Linked DNA regions of Homo sapiens: region 1 is linked to region 2. The links are chromatin loops, found by intact Hi-C in ENCODE. Cell type or tissue: PC-9. All regions are shown on one strand.

Evidence for each region. A loop is a pair of places that touch in the nucleus more often than their neighbours do. Peaks named below come from ENCODE experiments on the same cell type or tissue, not always from the same donor. Only the 100,000 strongest peaks of a DNase experiment are listed, where the experiment ranks them.
Region 1: it touches region 2 in a loop (3-fold over the local background); 4 of 110 quality-filtered maps call a loop at or near these places.

The regions. Positions count from the first base shown.
Region 1 is chr12:6,536,953-6,539,452 of GRCh38, reverse strand. GAPDH (glyceraldehyde-3-phosphate dehydrogenase) reads right to left here. Exons shown (of 9, transcript NM_002046.7): 5 at 2,443-2,500; 6 at 2,237-2,352; 7 at 2,063-2,144; 8 at 1,457-1,869; 9 at 1,082-1,352. The coding sequence ends at 1,283. It also overlaps a transcript of IFFO1 not described here. Among named protein-coding and RNA genes, the nearest start is that of GAPDH, 3.7 kb to the right of the region's middle. RefSeq lists an enhancer at 2,061-2,500. In PC-9, CTCF peaks have their summits at 1,195 and 1,397 (motif pointing right); a DNase peak (open chromatin) is centred at 1,422; H3K4me3 peaks cover 293 bases; H3K27ac peaks cover 1,261 bases.
Region 2 is chr12:6,062,114-6,064,613 of GRCh38, reverse strand. It overlaps VWF (von Willebrand factor), which reads left to right. Exons shown (of 52, transcript NM_000552.5): 12 at 230-368; 13 at 1,560-1,660. Among named protein-coding and RNA genes, the nearest start is that of SNORA120, 23 kb to the right of the region's middle. In PC-9, CTCF peaks have their summits at 1,117 and 1,320 (motif pointing left); a DNase peak (open chromatin) is centred at 1,213.

The DNA.
Region 1 (2,500 bases), 470 kb before region 2:
GAGATGGAGTCTCATACTCTGTTGCCTAGGCTGGAGTGCAGTGGTGTGGTCTCAGCTCACTGCAGCCTCTGCCTCCGGGGTGCAAGCGATTCTCCTGCTTCAGCATGCCTGTAGCTGGGACTATAGGCATGTGCCATGAAGCCTGGCTGATTTTTGTAATTTTAGTAGAGACGGAGTTTCACCATGTTGGCCAGGCTGGTCTCAAACTCCTGACCTCAGGTGATACACCCACCTTGGCCTCCCAAAGTGCTGGGGTTACAGGCGTGCGCGCTCTACCGAGGTATGTACTTTTGTCTCCACTAGGTAAGCACACGTGCAAAGTGAGGCCCGGGAGTAACTGCCCAAAGCAACTGAGCCGTTCAGTGGCAGAGCCAGGGGTCTGGACCTAGGTCCCAGCTACACGCCTTGCCCCTACCCAAGTTCCCCTAAGGACGATGATGGAAATAAGTCACCCTGACACATCTCAGTTCATCTTCCTCAAAACTATGCGAGGTGGGCATTTTTACCGATTTTTAAACATTATATAGTCCTTACCGCCTTGGGCATGGTTTTAGGTACTTGGTTTACCTAGATGAATCCTGCTTGAAGACCTTAGGGGCTGGCCACGATGTCCTCAGATAAGACACGAGGGCACAGAAAGCAATAGAGCACGTGCTCAAGACCTCACAGCTGCGGAGGCCAAGCTGGAATTGCCCGCTGCAGCTCAGCTCCAGGCTGAGCTCCACTAACCAGTCAGCGTCAGAGCCCAGTGCGAGCCCTGACTTCCTCCACCTGTCAGCCTCCCTGGGGCTGCCCACAGAATAGCTTCTTCCATGTTTGGCCAACAGCAGATAGCCTAGGACTGGAGCGAGGAGAGGAAAAGGCCTTGTTCTCTGAAGTAGTGGTGCCAGCTTCCTGTAGCACTCAAGACGTCTGAGCGGGAAGCAAATGGTTCTCGAAGCAAGCAAGGCTGTTTGGAGGCCCTACCCTCAGTCTGAGGAGAACATACCAGGTCCCTCCCCAGCAAGAATGTCTCACCTTGACACAAGCCCAGCTTCCCTCCCCTCTGCCCCAGACCCTAGAATAAGACAGGACAAGTAACTGGTTGAGCACAGGGTACTTTATTGATGGTACATGACAAGGTGCGGCTCCCTAGGCCCCTCCCCTCTTCAAGGGGTCTACATGGCAACTGTGAGGAGGGGAGATTCAGTGTGGTGGGGGACTGAGTGTGGCAGGGACTCCCCAGCAGTGAGGGTCTCTCTCTTCCTCTTGTGCTCTTGCTGGGGCTGGTGGTCCAGGGGTCTTACTCCTTGGAGGCCATGTGGGCCATGAGGTCCACCACCCTGTTGCTGTAGCCAAATTCGTTGTCATACCTAGAAGATGAAAAGAGTTGTCAGGGCCCTTTTTCTGAGCCAGCCACCAGAGGGCGCCAGACCCTGCACTTTTTAAGAGCCAGTCTCTGGCCCCAGCCACATACCAGGAAATGAGCTTGACAAAGTGGTCGTTGAGGGCAATGCCAGCCCCAGCGTCAAAGGTGGAGGAGTGGGTGTCGCTGTTGAAGTCAGAGGAGACCACCTGGTGCTCAGTGTAGCCCAGGATGCCCTTGAGGGGGCCCTCCGACGCCTGCTTCACCACCTTCTTGATGTCATCATATTTGGCAGGTTTTTCTAGACGGCAGGTCAGGTCCACCACTGACACGTTGGCAGTGGGGACACGGAAGGCCATGCCAGTGAGCTTCCCGTTCAGCTCAGGGATGACCTTGCCCACAGCCTTGGCAGCGCCAGTAGAGGCAGGGATGATGTTCTGGAGAGCCCCGCGGCCATCACGCCACAGTTTCCCGGAGGGGCCATCCACAGTCTTCTGGGTGGCAGTGATGGCATGGACTGTGGTCTGCAAAAGGAGTGAGGCCCTGCAGCGTACTCCCCACATCACCCCTCTACCTCCCTCCCCACCTTGAAAGGAAATTATGGGAAAGCCAGTCCCCAGAACCCCCAACCCCAGGGTTGCACGCAGCCCCGGCAGGGAGGAGCCAGTCTTGGATGAGAAAGGTGGGAGCCTCAGTCCCATTCCCCAGCTCTCATACCATGAGTCCTTCCACGATACCAAAGTTGTCATGGATGACCTTGGCCAGGGGTGCTAAGCAGTTGGTGGTGCAGGAGGCATTGCTGCAAAGAAAGAGGGAGCGGGGCGCAAGTCAGGGGAGCGTGTCCATAGGGTGCCAGGCTGGCCGCTTCTCCACGGGCCCTGCCTTCCTCACCTGATGATCTTGAGGCTGTTGTCATACTTCTCATGGTTCACACCCATGACGAACATGGGGGCATCAGCAGAGGGGGCAGAGATGATGACCCTTTTGGCTCCCCCCTGCAAATGAGCCTACAGCAGAGAAGCAGACAGTTATGAACCCGGGTCCTGCCTTTGCAGGGCTGAGTCAGCTTCCCCTCCCGCGGGCCCTCCTGCACTCACCCCAGCCTTCTCCATGGTGGTGAAGACGCCAGTGGACTCCACGACGTACTCAGCGCCA
Region 2 (2,500 bases):
TGGGCCAGGCTGGGAGAAGGCGTGTGCAAGGATGCACTTAGCAAGCCTTCTTGCTGCACAACTCTAGGGGGCCCCATTCACATGGAGTATTCTGGGAGAATGGAGTTGTAGGTTATGAGAAGGCCAGAGGCTCTCGGGTTGAGGCCTTTCTCTGATTAAGAGGGTCCTGGGCTGGGGAGCTGGATAGGCAGGGGGTGCAGCAAAGTCACCCTGTGTTCCCTCTTGGCAGTGTGCTGATGACCGCGACGCTGTGTGCACCCGCTCCGTCACCGTCCGGCTGCCTGGCCTGCACAACAGCCTTGTGAAACTGAAGCATGGGGCAGGAGTTGCCATGGATGGCCAGGACGTCCAGCTCCCCCTCCTGAAAGGTATGCTTCGTCCTGCTCCATCAGGCCTGGGGCTGGCACAGCCCATCCCTTAGCACCCTCCTTCTCAACCCTGGCCACTGTCCTTAAGGACCTGCATGCCTCTTCCATGGGAATGTGATGGAGAGTTATTTTTGGAGGGCAGGGTGGGGTGCTTGGCATGCATCCCTCCAAGAAAGGAAGGCTTCCTGGAGGAGGAAGACTAGAGAAGGAAGCCTATAGATGAAGAGGTTGCTCTAGACCTGGGACAGAGTGTAGATGGGAAAAGGGAACCGAGAGGATTTTTATTTGGCTTGAACCAAAGGGGCGAGTTGAGTCTTGGGCAGGTGGTTCTGGTTTGCTCTGGGGTGGGACAGGGGCAGAGGCTGATGCTGAGAGATCGGGGGTGGCTGGTGATGTCACACCAGAGGATGCCACTTGGGGCGAGGCCAGGTGACCCTCTGGCCTGTCTAGAGGTAGCAAAAAACCTACCTGTCCAGTATCTTCACCTGGGTTGCACTGTGCCGGTCAAAGCAAACCTGCTTTTGCATGGTAAAGCTCCCAAACTTCACACTCAAAGTGGCTCTCAGACTCTTCCTTCTTCTCCACAACTGCTGGCCACTTTGTCGCCCATTATCCTAGCATTGCACACAGCGGATGAACTTGGGCTAGTGGGTACCCAGCACGTCCATGGGTGTTATGCTGTGTGTCTCCTTATAAGATATGTTTGTTCCCCCAGGGCAAGGGGTGTGCTCCTATCTGTCGCCACCTTCCCACAGAAGCAACAATTGCTGTATTCAGTGTCGTACACAGCATCGCTCAGACATGAGGTGGTGTGCAGTGGCAGAGTGTCCCAGGCACATTCAGATGTCGTGGTGTCAATGCTAAAGAGATCCCCCTCTGCTCCAGGGCACCTGCCTACAGCCCAGGATGCAGGAGCCTCTGCCTCCCTCCTGTGGCAGTAGGGGGAATGGCAGGTCATAGCGGGGGGTGCAGAGGCTTCTTCCTGGGGGACCCTATTTGCGCTCTGTCCACCTTGATCACCCTTCCTCCTGACACCCCCTTAAACCTCATGGCCACCCCATCTGCCCCTAAGTCATTGCTCTTCAGTGCTACCATCCTTTTGAGACACCCCATTTCCTCCCAAATACATCTGCCTGCCACCACCCTGTCCTCTCCCCACCTCTGCCTGAGTCCTGTCCTGCTGGGTTCCAGGTGACCTCCGCATCCAGCATACAGTGACGGCCTCCGTGCGCCTCAGCTACGGGGAGGACCTGCAGATGGACTGGGATGGCCGCGGGAGGCTGCTGGTGAAGGTAGGTGCCCTCACGGGGTACTGGCTCCCTGCGGCCCGACCCTTACAAAGTACCCCTTGTGCTCTGGGTAGAATGGCTTTGTGTGGTGGGAGAAGAATTCCTTTCTCCTCATGGCCTACACCCCCAGAGCGAGAAACAGGCCTCTCTTGTTTATGAGGCTGGTGTTTGTTTTCTGGATGCCCCTTCTTGGCCCTGGGGATTCTTCCTGCTGGGCTCTGCTATCCCAAGGGCCTCTAGACTGGGGTGGGCTCTTGTGGGGCTGGGGAAGGAGCAGGTTTGCTGTCCAATCTCCCGGCTGAAACAAGGCCCGGGAGCAGGGGTGTCTCCCTGGGTGCCCACTGTGGGCAGTAAGGGAAGAGCCAGATTGGCACTCTCAGCTAAGAGAAAGCCTGCCCGGGAAAGGTTGCTCAGGAAACCACCAGATTCTTCCCCTGGACACTGGGACTCTGCATGTGTGGGCCACTTCCTCTTGTTCTTGGTGGTCCTGGAATCACACTGGATAGCAATCCATACTTTTCACTGTTTCTCTGGAAATGACCCTGGCAGGTGGACAGTGCAAATATTACTGCCATTTTATAAATGAGGCAACCAGGGCACAGGAAGTGGAGGGATGGTGCAGCACTCCAGAACTTCCAGGGCTAGGATAGACTCCTCTGATCAGAGGACTGATCCCACTCTGACCCCCACCAACCGTGTCATGGCAGAGCGAGGATTAGTTCTCTGCCTCATGCCTTTCCCATCAGAACAAAAAGTGGTTCTCGCTTTTTGGTCTTGAATGCCTTTACACTCTTAAAAATTATTGAGGACCTCAAGATCTTGTAGGAGGATTATATTTATTGG